2 separate regions of the Homo sapiens genome follow, and region 2 is linked to region 1. Evidence: read pairs that join two places in POLR2A ChIA-PET (ENCODE). Cell type or tissue: GM12878. All regions are shown on one strand. Links, peaks and the distances in the headings refer to the core of each region. The heading gives the core; the rest is flanking DNA.

What was found. ChIA-PET counts read pairs that join two places held together with the same protein. Peaks named below come from ENCODE experiments on the same cell type or tissue, not always from the same donor. Only the 100,000 strongest peaks of a DNase experiment are listed, where the experiment ranks them.
Region 2: POLR2A ChIA-PET joins it to region 1 with 7 read pairs; 2 of 35 experiments call an interaction of 5 or more read pairs at or near these places.

Annotation. Positions count from the first base shown.
Region 1 is chr1:36,388,020-36,396,852 of GRCh38, forward strand. It overlaps LOC124904012 (a long non-coding RNA gene), which reads left to right. Exons shown (of 2, transcript XR_007065779.1): 2 at 1-2,719. It overlaps LSM10 (LSM10, U7 small nuclear RNA associated), which reads right to left. Exons shown (of 2, transcript NM_032881.3): 2 at 5,417-6,134. The coding sequence starts at 6,110. The coding sequence ends at 5,739. Among named protein-coding and RNA genes, the nearest start is that of LSM10, 5.5 kb to the right of the region's middle. In GM12878, for the core only: no CTCF peak of the experiment used is centred there; no DNase peak of the experiment used is centred there; H3K27ac peaks cover 4,216 bases.
Region 2 is chr1:36,841,892-36,846,891 of GRCh38, forward strand. It overlaps GRIK3 (glutamate ionotropic receptor kainate type subunit 3), which reads right to left. Exons shown (of 16, transcript NM_000831.4): 10 at 1-48. Among named protein-coding and RNA genes, the nearest start is that of GRIK3, 190 kb to the right of the region's middle. In GM12878, for the core only: no CTCF peak of the experiment used is centred there; no DNase peak of the experiment used is centred there; H3K27me3 peaks cover 126 bases.

The DNA of each region.
Region 1 (8,833 bases), core at 31-5,030:
TTGTCACCAAATCGCAAGGCCTAAATCTGGCAAATTTTGAGTGTCAGACCTACACCCTGTGGCTAGGTACCACCACTGTGGTGAACAAAGGCACCTCTTATACTCTGTCATCAGTATGATGCCAAGAGTGCTGGGAAACAGAATAGCACAGCAGTTAAGATCATTGAGTTGGAGTCACACAGACCTGAGTTCAAATCCCCATTCTGTTGTTCACCTTGAGCAGGCCACATAACTTCCTTGAGCCGGTTTGCTCAAATGTAAAATGGTGCTATTAATATATGGGGTTTTTATAATGATATAATAAGATTACTTTCAGGGCTGGGCGCAGTGGCTCACTCCTGTAATCCCAGCACTTTGGGAGGCCGAGGTGGGTGGATTGTCTGAGGTCAGGAGTTCGAGACCAGCCTGGCTAACATGGCAAAACCCCGTCTCTACTGAAAATACAAAAATTAGCTGGACGTGGTGGCTGGTGCCTGTAATCCCAGCTACTTGAGAGGCTGAGCAGGGGGAATCACTTGAACCTGGGAGGCAGAGGTCGCAGTGAGCCAAGATCGCACCATTGCACTCCAGCTCAGGCAACAAGAGTGAAACCCCATGTCAAAAAAAAAAAAAAAAGGATTATTTTCATTCCACAAGATTGATGGAGTGCCCACTATGTGCAGAGCACTGAGCTAGATGCTGGAGATTCGGCATAACCAGACAACAGCTCTGCCCTTGTGGAGCATCAGAGCACCCAGCACAGGGCAAGTAGTAAAATTCAACAAAGAGTAGCTATTTTTCATTTATTTTATTTTAGAGACGGGGTCTTGCTGTTGCCTAGGCTGGAGTGCAGTGGCACAATCACAGCTCACTGCACCCTCAAACTCCCAGGCTCAAGAGATCCTCCCACCTCAGCCTCCTGAGTAGCTGGGACTTACAGGTGTGTCCCACCATATCCTGCTAATTTTTAAAAAAATTTTTATAGAGACAGGGTCTCACTGTGTTGCCAGGGCTGGTCTTGAACTCCTGGGCTCAAGTGATCCTCCCACCTCAGCCTCCCAAAGTGCTGGGATTATAGGTGTGAACCACTGCACCTGGCCAGTAGCTATTTTTCATGACCATTATGGTGCCCATCTTGGCACTCTGCCTCTAACTTAGCCATGGGACCTGGGGAGAGCCCCTTTCCCTCTCTGAGCCTCAGTTTCCTCAGCTGTAAAATGACAGAGTTGGACTGGGTCAGTAGCAGCAGTTCCCAACTTTCCCACCTTCAAAGCCTTTTTTAGTCTTTTTCCCTCTGCCTCCACACTATCCAGAATCTGGTGGGACAGTAACACTTTGCATTGTTTTTCATCTTTTCCTTGGTGTTCTCCCTCCTTCTCTTACACAGATAAGTTACTCTGTATTCATTACTTCGGGAAACAAATGATACAACAGAATGCAGGGCCTATTTTTAGCTTCTGAATTCCAAAAGCTTAGCTTTCAGGGAGGAATGGACAGAATTTCTGTGCAGACACACATTTAGAAAACTATAACGGGGATCTGGGAGTCTGAGATTGAGGAGGGGGGTCCCTGAGAAGAGAGAAGCTTCTCCTCAGTCTTGTAACTGGGAATATCATCTGGGTCCAAGGGATTGAGAAGCAGAGAGGAGCTGTGCTCCTTTTCCTGGGTGGGGCACCAGGGAAGTCACAAAACCCTCTGGAGAAATGGCTGCATGCTGCATTTTGGACAAACAGGGCCTAACTCACCTAAGACTCAAGAATTTCCTAGGCCTAACATGGCCTGGGGAAAGCAGAAAAACAAAACAAAACAAAACAAAACTCTGCACACCTGAGAGGGGTATGGGTTACACTTGGAGGGGTCTTTTGGTGGGGGGATGGGGAGCAACTCAGCAGCAACCTTCATGGGCTGATGACAAAAGGTCACAACCAGATGAGAACATCTCAGTGGATGCTAGTGTGACTGGATGACCAAATCAGACTATGCTTCCCATGCTTTGGCACCTTGAAAGGAAGAGCCCTAGAATTCCAACAGAATGCCAAGGAAAATGGGGGAACTGTGAATTGACCGCAATTAACTTTCTGCCACTCTGGCTGAGTAGGGCAAAATACAGGAATTCAAGTGAGTTAAAGAAAATTCAAGTTCTGTTTCTTGCACACCAGAAACTGGAACCAGCTACACTCTGTCCACAGGCCTTGTGTCATATGCCCCACCCCCTCCCATTTCTCCACTCTCATCTGCCTCCCTCTCCCCCAATAGCCACAGTGTTACTATTATTGTCCCAAATCCCCAAGCTTTCCCATCCCAGGACCTTTGCACAGGCAGTTTCCTCTGCCTTGTCCTGGCTTTTTAAATGACAGGCTTCTTCTCAGTTTAACTACTTTCCTGCTGGGTGGGGTGGCTCAAGCCCTTAATCCCAGTGACTGGGGCCAAGGCAGGAGGATTGCTTGAGGCCAGAAGTTTGAGACCAGCCTGGACAACATAGTGATACCCTGTCTCTTAGGGAAAAAAAAAAAAGTTACGAAATTAAGACACCACAGGTGTGTGGTGGCATGCACCTGTAGTTCCAGCTACTTGGAAGGCTGAGGCTTGAGCCCAGGAGTTCAAAGCTGCAGTGAGCCATGATCGCACCACTGCTCTCTTGCCTGGGCAACAGAGCAAGACTCCCTGTCTAAAAAAAAAAGATTTCACTTCCTCAGACTACATTTTCCAAAATAAAACTACCTGTTATTGTCTCTCAAAAGGCCCTGTTTATTTCCTTCAGGGCACCTGTAAATATTTTTACTTTTTTAGTTTATCTGTTTCCCTCACTAGAATGTTCACTTCCTGAGGCAAGACCCTTGTTCATCTTGATGTTCCCCAGTTGCTACCACTGTGCCTGGTACATAGCTGGTGCTCAAGAATGACCTGTGGAATGGCTGACCAGTGGCAGTTGGGGAGTTCCTGGCTTCCCACAGGCTGGTGGGCACTGGGCTCTCTCAACCCCTTCCTGGGCCCCTGATAGCCTTTTCCAGCAAGCCAAGACCAGATTACAAAAGACCCACCTTTGGGGTTTAAAGTCTCAGCTGTGCTCTAACCGAGGGGCTTGGCAAAAATGTGTCTCTGCAGGGCCTGGTTCCCCTCATTATCATCTGTCTTCCCAAGACCTTGCCTAGGAATGACAGAGGGCCACTGGGGTCTGGCACATGACACTTAAGGAACATGTCTTGAGCCTGTCTTCTCAGCAACCCACACTAGCCTTACTGCTTCCCTTGCTGCTCTGCTGAGGACGGAGAAGCCCTTGGTGTGCCATCACAGCCTCAGAGCTCGACCTTTCCTGCATCCCTAAGCCGAACCCCCAGCTAAGCCCTCTTCCATTTCTCACACACGGGCACACATGTGGGAGAGGTCTGCAAGGGAAGCTGCTGTGGGACTCCCACCAGTTCCTCATCTCTCTCCCCACTTGCGAGGGTATGGTGACGTTCCCACAGCGAAGGCCTTCCCTCTGCACCTGCCCTCTGGTTTCTCTTTCCAGCAGTCACTTTGTGGTGTCAGTCAGTCCTCTTAACTCCAGTTGTCAGAGGGGCCGGAAAATTCAGAAGTTTTCTCTGCTAGGACCCTCCGTTCTCCCTGAAGGCAAAGGGCAGAGTTAAGGGGATTCTAGACCTGTAGGCAATAAAATAAATACAGTATGCAAAAGAATCACGGTGGATGGGTGGATGTGAATGCAGATTCCTGGGTGCTAGACTCCAATTCAAGCTTGGGTAAGGAGGAGCCAGGTAAGTGCATTTCCTACACACATCCCAGTTGGTCCTGATGAGGTGGTCTGCAGACAACACCTGACACAGACTGAACTCGAATGTGAATGCAGTGCCCTTGGGCTGCTAACGTCCACATGAACATTCCTCTCAAATCTCCCTCAAGAATGGTAGCATCTTAAGGTCAGGGGCCCTGCTTTATTCAAAACTCTCTGCCACAGCAGTTCTCAAGCTGGATTTCATCTTTGGTTTTTTTTTTTTTTTTTTTTTTTTTGAGACAGTCTCACTCTGTTGCCCAGGCTACAGTGCCATGGCGTGATCTTGGCTCACTGCAACCTCTGCCTCCTGGGTTCAAGCAATTCTTGTGCCTCAGCCTCCTGGGTAGCTGGGACTACAAGCGCATGCCACCACGCCCGGCTAATTGTTCTATTTTCAGTAGAGATGGTGTTTCACCATGTTGGCCAGGCTGGTCACAAACTCCTGGCCTCAAGTGATCCATCAGCCTCAGCCTCCCAAAATACTGAGATTACAGGCGTGAACCACTGTGTTCAGCCTCATCTTTGTTTTCTTTGACCACCTCCCCCACTAGGATATAAGCTCCGATGCAAAAAGGTTCAAATCTCACCTGATAATGTGTGCTTGGCCAGACCCGGTGGCTCATGCCTGTAATCCTACCACTCAGGGAGGCTGAGGCAGGAGGATGGCTTGAGACCAGGAATTCAAGACAGCATGGGCAACATAGTGAGACCTTGTCTCTGTTGAAAACAAAACAAAACAAAAAGATGATGTGTGCTTAGCAGAAGGCCTTGGCACATGGCAGGTGTGGTGTGGATATCTGATGAGTTCAAACTCTCTGGATCCACAGGAGAAAGTCACTTTCTTTCTTTTTTTTTTTTTCCTGAGATGGAGTCTCCGTCTGTTGCCCAGGCTGGAGTGCAGTGGTGCGATCTCGGCTCACTGCAACCTCCACCTCCTGGTTCAATTCAAGCGATTCTCCCACCTCAGCCTCCTGAGGAGCTGGGATTACAGGTGTGTACCACCACGCCCGGCTAATTTTTTTTGTATTTTTAGTAGAGACGGGGTTTCACCATGTTGGCCAGGCTGGTCTCGAACTCCTGACCTCAAGTGAGCCACTTTCACTAAGACGGTTGTTTGCCTGTGGCAGGCCTAGAATGACAACAAGGCAGCTACTACAAGGACGTGGGTTCTAACCCTGAGAACCCAATAACTCTCAGATTAGAGATGGAATTCCTGCTCCCACAGGTGCAGGAATGTGTGTGCCGAGCTCCCACACCCCAGGGGAGGAGGGCCCAGGATACTGCAACCTCTCTGCTTCAGGAAACAGCAACAAGACTAACAGCCTCTTCAACAAGGACTCTGAATAGAAAAGCCATTTTCCACCTGACCAGACTGAAGTACTCTCCTACCATTCTAAAACTGCTACATATTAGAATTGCCTGGGAAATTAAAAAAACTCATAGCCCTCAGACCATACCCCATACCAATGAAATATGAATCTGTGAGGGTGGGACAGGTGATTCCAACGTGCAGCCAAGCTTGAGTCTGCCCCCGACTACACAGGACGGCCTGGGAGCGCAGCACACAGAAGGGAAAGCCTGGGGCACGGACCTGTTTGTATCCAAGTTGGGTTTCATGAGAAAATGAACACAACTGCATGAGAAATGGAGACACTTAGAGGTGGCTCAGGCTGAGCATGTTTAATTATCCTCACTGGGAGAGTTGAAAACTACTTGACAGGTTCCATAATCAATAAGTCAGAGATTCAGATCATCAAAAAGGGGGATTGTCACCTACCCCAAGGCCACATATAGGATTCTGGGTCCCAGAGTGAGTCTGGGAGGTGGAACCCTGTGAAAGGCAGCTTTGACAGGTGGTGTCTGTTGGACACCAGCTTCTGGCCTGGCCCTGCTTTCTTCTCGGGTACCAGACAGGGTGTGAGGGCAGGGAACTAGCTCCGGAGATCACTGGAGGACTCCGAGTTGGGGCCAGGGCTTGCTGAGGGCCTCACTTACAGTTTTTTGGGGGAAATTCCCACCGGCCTTGGCCCTTGCCACCAAAGTTTCGCACCCGATGGATAATCTGCAGCTGCTGCTCAATGGTCGAGGTGATGTTCACGTCATCTGGGATGTGGACGTAGCGGACATTGCGGCCTGTCACAAAGAGGTCATCCAGCTTGACCTGATGCCCCCAACGGTCCGTGTAGGTGACTTTGGCCAGGCGGATGTTCATGAAAGCATCGACATTGTCTATGCGTCCGTGGGCCACGCTCTCATCCCGCAGGTCCACAGTGGTTACCCGGCCCTGGAGGCCCTGCAGTAGGATGATCAGGCTGTTCTCAGAGATGGTCCGCTCCTTCACTGAATGGCTCACCGCCATTCTTCCACACCAGCTGCCTGCTTGCTGTGGACAGGAGCACACAGATGGCAGCTATAGCAGGGTAGGGGGTACAGTTGCCAACTCACCTCCACCAGGTTCTCAAACAAAATTCCCAGCACAGACCACCTCTGCAATTTTTGTATCTGTGGACACAGATGCTTCCCGCACATGTCTCATAGAATCCTCACACCAACTTGCAAGCCAAGGATTACTTATGCTCATTTTATGAATGAGAAAAATATGGCTAGGATGGCCAGGCGCGGTGGGATACACCTGTGGTACTAGCTACTCAGGAGACTGAGGTAGGAGCTTCACTTGAGCCCAAGAGCTCTGCTGACCTGCTTGGGCAACATAGCAAGACCCCAACTCTGATTTTTTAAAAAAACCTACAAGAAGGCTGGGCATGGTGGCTCACGCCTGTAATCCCAGCACTTCGAGAGGCTGAGGCAGGCAGATCACGAGGTCAGGAGATTGAGACCATCCTGGCTAACATGGTGAAACCCCGTCTCTACTAAAAATGCAAAAAAAATTAGCCGAGTGTGGTGACAGCGGGCGCCTGTAGTCCCAGCTACTCGGGAGGCTGAGGCAGGAGAATAGCGTGAACCTAAGAGGCGGAGCTTGCAGTAAGCCAAGATCGCGGCAGAGTGACTCCGTCTCAAAAAAAAGAAAAACCTATAAGAAAACGGTGAGCATTGGCCGGGCGCGGTGGCTCACGACTACAATCCCAGCACTTTGGGAGACTGAGGCGGGTGGATCACCTGAGGTCAGGAGTTCGAGACCAGCCTGGCTAACACGGTGAAACCCTGTTTCTACTAAAAATACAAAAAATTAGCCAAGCGTGGTGGCACATGCCTGTAATCTCAGCTACTCGGGAGGGTGAGGCAGGAGAATTGCTTGAACCCAGGAGGCAGAGGTTGCAATGAGCCAAGATTGCGCCATTGCACTCCAGCCTGGGCAACAAGAGCAAGACTCTGTCTCAAAAAATAAAGAAAATGGTGAGCATTTCTATTGGGTCAGAGACAAGAAAAGGATGCCTTTTATGGCTTCTAATCAACAGTAAAATGTAGGTAATGGTCAATGCAATGTTCAAAAAACGATTACGGAAAGAAGGGAAAGAATTTAGAGAAACAATAATTATAAAGGAAGATCACTGTCCTTGTTGGTCAATTATAAATTATATGATTATCTACATTGAGAATGCAAGACAAATTATTAGGACTAACAACAAAAGTCTGTATCATTCCTAATAATACATTAATTTTAAAAAATCAATAACTTTAAAAAAAGAAAAATATGGCTAGGAGAGGTAACTTGCCCAAGGTCACAGTAAATAAGTGGAATTGCTGGAATTCAAATCCGTAGCCACAGGCCGGGCGTGGTGGCTCCCCGCTGTAATCCCAGCACTTTGGGAGGCCAAGGTGGGTGGATCACTGGGGCTAGGAATTCAAGACCAGCCTGGCCAATATGGTGAAACCCCATCTCTACTAAAAATACAAAAATTAGTCGGGCATGGTGGTGAGCACCTATAATCACAGCTGCTCCGGAGGTTGAGGCAGGAGAATCGCTTGAATCCGGGAGGTGGAGGCTGCAGTGAGCCAAGATCACGCCACTGCACTCCAGCCTGGGTAACAGAGAGACTCTGTCTCAAAAAAAAAAAAAAAGAAAATCCATAGCCGTCTGGCTCCAAACCTCACACCAGGTGTGCATTAGAATCATCTGGTGAGTTTTTAACCCAACCTCCCCACCCCAGAGATTCTGATTCGTTTGGTTAGAGGGGTGGGCCCAGGTATCCTATTTTGTAAAAGCTCCCGGCTGGGCGCGGTGGCTCACGCCTGTAATCCCAGCACTTTGGGAGACCGAGGCGGGCGGATCATGAGGTCAGGAGATCAAGACCATCCTGGCTAACATGGTGAAACCCCCATCTCTACTAAAAATACAAAAAAATTAGCCAGGCGTGGTGGCGGGCGCCTGTAGTCCCAGCTACTCGGGGGGCTGAGGCAGGAGAATGGCGTGAACCTGGGAGACAGAGCTTGCAGTGAGCTGCAAGTGGAGTGCCACTGCACTCCAGCCTGGGCAGCAGAGTGACTCCATCTCAAAAAAAAAAAAAAAAAAAAAAAAAAGAAAGCTCCCCAGATAACTCCAAAGTGCTGAGGGGTACTGGTTAGAAATGCGCAATCTCAGGTCTCTCCCCAAGCCTGTTCTGAGATAAAATCCACTCCTTCACTGAGTGGCTCACTGCCATCTTCCACGCTGGCTGGAAACAGACTGCATTTTAACATGACCCCCTACGTGAATTAGATACACGTTAAGGTTTGAGAATCATTGGTTGACACCAGTAGTTCTCAAACATTAGTGTGTATCAGAATCATCTGAGGGGCTTGTTAACTCAGCTTGCTGGGCCCCACTCCCAGTTTGACTCAGGTCTGAGGTGAGGCCCAGAGATAAAGTCATTTTGAACATGTTCCCAGGTGATGCTGATGCTGCTGGTCAGGGGCCCACACTCTGGGAACTATTGGTCTACACCATGCAGCTGTTATGTAAGTAGAAATTAAGGTAATGAGGCCGGGTGCAAGGGCTCACGCCTGTAATCCCAGGATTTTGGGAGGCCAAGGCGAGTGGATCACCTGAGGTCAGGAGTTCAAGACCCGCCTGGCCAACATGGTGAAACCCAGTATCTACCAAAAATACAAAAATTACCTGGGCATGGGCGCACCTGTAATCTC
Region 2 (5,000 bases), core at 1-5,000, 450 kb after region 1:
CCCGTATAGCGTCCTGTCTGATTTCCGAAACATGACGAAGGGCTCCTCCTGCAGAGACAGATGGGCAGGGTGTGACGAAGACTGAGCAGCTAGGGCGGAGGCAGGCTTGCACTGGAGAGTCAGGGCTAGGACCTCTGCTCATGTTTTTATAAACCCCTTGGAGTGGCTTAGACAAAGGGCCCGTGAAGTCAGGAGCGGGAAAGCACATGTCCTGAGAGCCAGCTGGGGGCCTCATGAATGGCTACCTGGTACAGGGCGGGAGCTCAGTAGGCACTTACTGATTTAATGGCCCAGTGGTTACAGAGCTAGTGAGCGGTGGAGCAGGGCTTTGAACTGGAGACCCATCCCAAGGCCCATGGTCTCTTTGCTGCACTAGTAATAGAGGCTCAGCGTGTGGTCCCTGCACCTGCAGCATCAGCATCACCTGGGAACTTGTTAGAAATGCACATTCTCAGGCCCCACCCCAGACCTAACTGAACCGGAAACTCTGGGGAGAGCCCAGCGATCTGTGTTTTCAGAAGCCTTCCAGGGAATTCTGATGTCCACTCAAGTCTGAGGACGCTGCTGTAAAAAGCCCTTCAGAAAGCCGTCTGCTCTAACTTCTCTTCCAACTCCAATTTAAAAGATTAGATTTACATGCTCCTGGATGCCGTTCTCTCTTTCCAAGAACCTCCTCAGTCCCCTGTGTTAGGATCCCAGGGGAGTGATTACTGGTAACAGGGACAGCTCATCGGTAGGTGGCTGTGCCGGGCACTGGTCAATTAGCAAATGAGTTTATGCCCATGGGGGGCCTAGCACAGAGTCCAGCAGAGCTCAGCAGACAGGAGCTGGTATCGCCTCATTTCACCTTAATGTCAGCCCTCTGGGGTGGGTATGAATAATCCCATTTTATAGATGCAGAAAGTGAAGTTCATGAGGATATGTGAGTTGTGCAAGCACCCCTAGCCGGCATGAGAGAAGATCTGAATTCAGGTTAGTGTGACCCCAGAGTGCGAGTTCTGTGCCTGAGGCCCATGGTGCTCCTCCCTCAGGGGCAGGCGATCCCCAGGAAGGTGCTTGTGGGTCAGAGATGCCTGTCCCATGCCAGACCCCCCACCATCCACCCCCTCCACCTGCCACAGGCTTCTTTCTTTCTGGGTGATAGGGAGCCTGGGACCGGATTTGAACAGAGCATGACTTTGTCTGATTTCTCATTTAGAAACAAACCCCTGGCAACCCTGCAAAGAATAACTGGGAGAAGAGGCAGAAGAGCCAGTGGAGAGAGGCGATCCACTTCATCCAGTCGAGATATGCAGTGTGAGGAACTGTGGGCTCCGATGCAGCAAGTCCGAATCCAGGTCAACACGCAAGTCCACGCTTTTGCCGGCACCGTCTATCTGGCTTCACTCACAAAGCCCCATCCCGTGTCCATGATGGATGCGCTGAACTCCCAGAAAATTCAACACAATTGAGTTCCTACTCTGCACCAGGCACTGATTTAAACTCTTTGTCACAGACTGTTTGACTTAAGCCTCACTAGCTTGCAAGATAGTAACACTGTCCTTATGTGATAGATGAGGAAATTCAGGCTCAGAGAAGGTCAGTAAGTTGCCCAAAATCACACAGGAACTGAACTACAGTGATGGGATCCAGTTCCAATCCTTCCCAGTCAGCTGCACCTCTCTCTGGCTTGGCTCTCCTGTCTGTTCCCTGGGGTCAGACCTTCCGGAGTTAATCTGCTTTTCCAGATCCCCAAATCAGGTAAAGGGCTGCCATCCCAGAGCCTGTTCCTGGACAACTCTAGTCTTCTTCTGACTCCCCTGAGCCTCCTTCCTTCGCCCCCTGCCCTGTTCCTGCCTATAGCTCCTAGGCCTCTTTCTGTCAGCCAAACGTCCCCAGACCTGCCTCAGCACCCCAACGTGACAGAATGTCTCAAGCCTTCAGTGGCTGTGTGACCATGGTTAGCTGACAGAATGCAGGAAACCAGGAAGCTCATGTCTGCATGCCCAGATTAAGGCACATGCTTAACTATGGAGGTGCCTCATCCTTCACTCAACTGGCGGGGCCATTCCCTTGACCTCATGAGCCCCAGGGTGGGATGGGCAGTGGAAGACCCGGTGAAGACCTTTGTCAGAGGTCCTAGGAGCAGATGCTCACCAGTAGCCTCCTGCTGGGCTCCCGCTGTGGCGGCAAGCTTGAGCCTTTGGCCCTCTCTCCCAGCAGTGCTACTTCTCTAAATCCCATCCTGCCCCATGCTTGATCCACTGGAGCTTTTCAACAGTCCCTTGGGATGCTTCAGGGAAAGAACTGGTGGGGGTGGGGCAGTCTCTGAATCCCCAAGGGATTCCCGACTAGCCAGGGATTCTGAGTCTAACTGGGTAGGAAGCTGGACCCTCGGCTAGGCGCCATGCTTAATCTCAGTGCCTCTCTCACTCGCCTTCCAACCAAGCAGGCAGCTCAACAAGGTTGGAGAAGAGTCCACGTGGGGCCTGGGAAAAGTGCTGAGGCTGGAGGAAGGAGGACATCGGCTGGTCCATGCACTGCCTTCATGCAAATTCATCTCTGGGCAATGCTCCTGCACCCTGGCATGGGGCCTGGCGAGCAGGGTCTTTTGGTTGATGCTCTTGTGCAATGGACAAGTTGCACCACTGCACCTGGTGGCCCTGACTTTAGCTGATGGAAAGGATCAGAGAGAAGGTACCATCTTTCCCAGAGGATCCACCAACCACACACAGAATCCTAGGCAAAATTTACCTCCTTCTGTAAAATGGGGAAAATAATAGAACCTGCCTTACAAGGTTGTTGTGAGGATAAAATGAGTCAGTCTACGAAAAGCACTCAGAATAGTGCCTGGCAACTGTTAGCTGCCAATATTATTATTATTATTAATCATTATCATCCTTATCTTTTTCTTGTATGCTATTTGGCGGGTTACTGCAGTGACCTTTGCAGCCTAGAGGCCACACCCAATGCATCAAAGGTTAAAACTCATGGTTGATAGCGGAAAACCATTTCAGGAAAGGTCCCTGAGATAGCTCACTTCCTGACCCTGTCTTCACGCCCCTCCCTGGCCTGATCCTCTAAAATTAGCACTTCATTTGTGAAGCCACCACAGCCCCAGAATCTATACATCTCCATATAAATACGCTGCCTTCAGAGCAGCTGTAAAATGCCATTAATTTCGGGAAGTGCTTTGCGGATGGCATACATATTTAACAGCCAAAGCCCAGAGCATTAAAATGGTGCTCGCCTTAGTAATGTGTCTCTAGACCTGCAACATTTCCTAGGGGGTAATTCTGAACTCCGCCAACTACTTATTCATGGACTATTTCACAATTTATTACTGGAAATGTCCAGACAGCCAATTCACAAGCTCTCTCGGCTGCTAATCGATTGCTCAGTGAAGGTGCCCTCAATTTCATAACTTCACGCTCTTCTATTGCTCTGGGAGAACAGCCATAGGAACAGGGGTAATATTTCTCTTCAACAAGTCACGGAAAACAGGGGTCCAGAAAAATAACCGTTTCTGACTTTCCGTTGTCAGGGCTCTTGGTCCGGTTTCTCTCCGATCACTTACCCCAGCGTGCAAGCCAGGCCTAGCGCTAAGCCTCTCCCAGTGTGACAGGGTCCATGGAGTTGGAAGAGGGAGTCTTGGGGGTTATCCCCAATTTGGGAAGGATCCAGGGATTAGCTACCTGATATCTGGGTTCTGAAGCTCCTTTCTGACAGGTAACGTCAGCCCATAGCCACACATGCACGCACAAGTATATACAATGTCCTTGGCACAAATGCACCACATTTTCAGATGTCCTGTCTGCCTAGCCCTTCTCAGACACAGAGGCCAAGGACCTTGGACCTGAGGCCTTGGCTTCAACCAGTTAGAACCAGCACACAGTATCAGGAGTCCTATTCTCCCAGCAGGAGGGGCCTAGAATCGTTCCCAGCCTGGGATAGTTCTCCCAGCCAACACTCTAGCCCCAGGTTTTTCCCCTCTCCTGCTGCTGGGTGCTGAGTGTTGGGCTTGCCTGGCAGGCAATTGAGCCTATGTGGGTCACGATGTGCACACGGCACAAATGCACCCATCACTGAGTATCCAGATACCCGTGTGTAGCTGGTCCTACACCCACCCACACACCCGCACGCATGCCCACACCGTGACACCATGGCTCACATCGGCAGCCAAACGAGTCTTGAACCTTCAAAAGCTGGGCCCCCAAGAGTGGGCCGGGTGTGTTTTCTCAGTGTGTGAGCTGAGGTTTGGGCAGATGAATTTTTCATGAGCTCGTGGAAGAGCGGAACCAGAACAGAGGCTGGGGCCGGGCGGTGAGAGGGCGGGGGAGGGCAGGCGTCCAGTCTCCTGCTGCTGCTGTTTCCATCTCAGGAATGGGGAAGGCTGCCAGTGGCTCTGAGGGGCCAGAAAGGGCAGTGCCAGGGCTCTGTCCATCTGTCTGTCCAGGGTAAGGCATCTTTAGCACCTAACGCTGGGGGTTTAGGAGAGGGGAGAATAGCAGGTAGGTTTGGTGGCAGCTCACACAGAGCTGCTGCTTTCTGCCACACCAGATTCCTGGGAAAGAAAGGGGAGGAGAAACTCCCCCTTATCAGGGGTCTTGGATCCAGGCCCTGTTCCCTAGAGGCAGAGCAGTTTGATGTTGTGTACTGGTACCTTGGGACCTGCCTGTCACTCAAAGCACTGTTGCCCTGACAACATCCTCCCAGACAGGCTGGGGCTGTGCTCTCAGCAGGAGGTGCTGGCCCTACATTCAGGCTGCGAAGCATGGGGTTGGATTTTCAGCCACAGTGGCTGGGGCTGGGCCACTCCCTGTCACCTTTTAGCTGTCCCAAAGAGCCCAAGCCTGAGAGCATCCCCTAGGGCTCCAAGACATGCAGACCATGCAGAGCCTTTTGGGAACATTCTCTGGAGCATCTGGAGCAGCTCTAGTTTCAGGGGGCCCTAGGCCAGTCCTTGCATGGGAGCGAGCATCTCTCCTCAGGAGACTCCAAGGACACTTCTGGCTAGACAG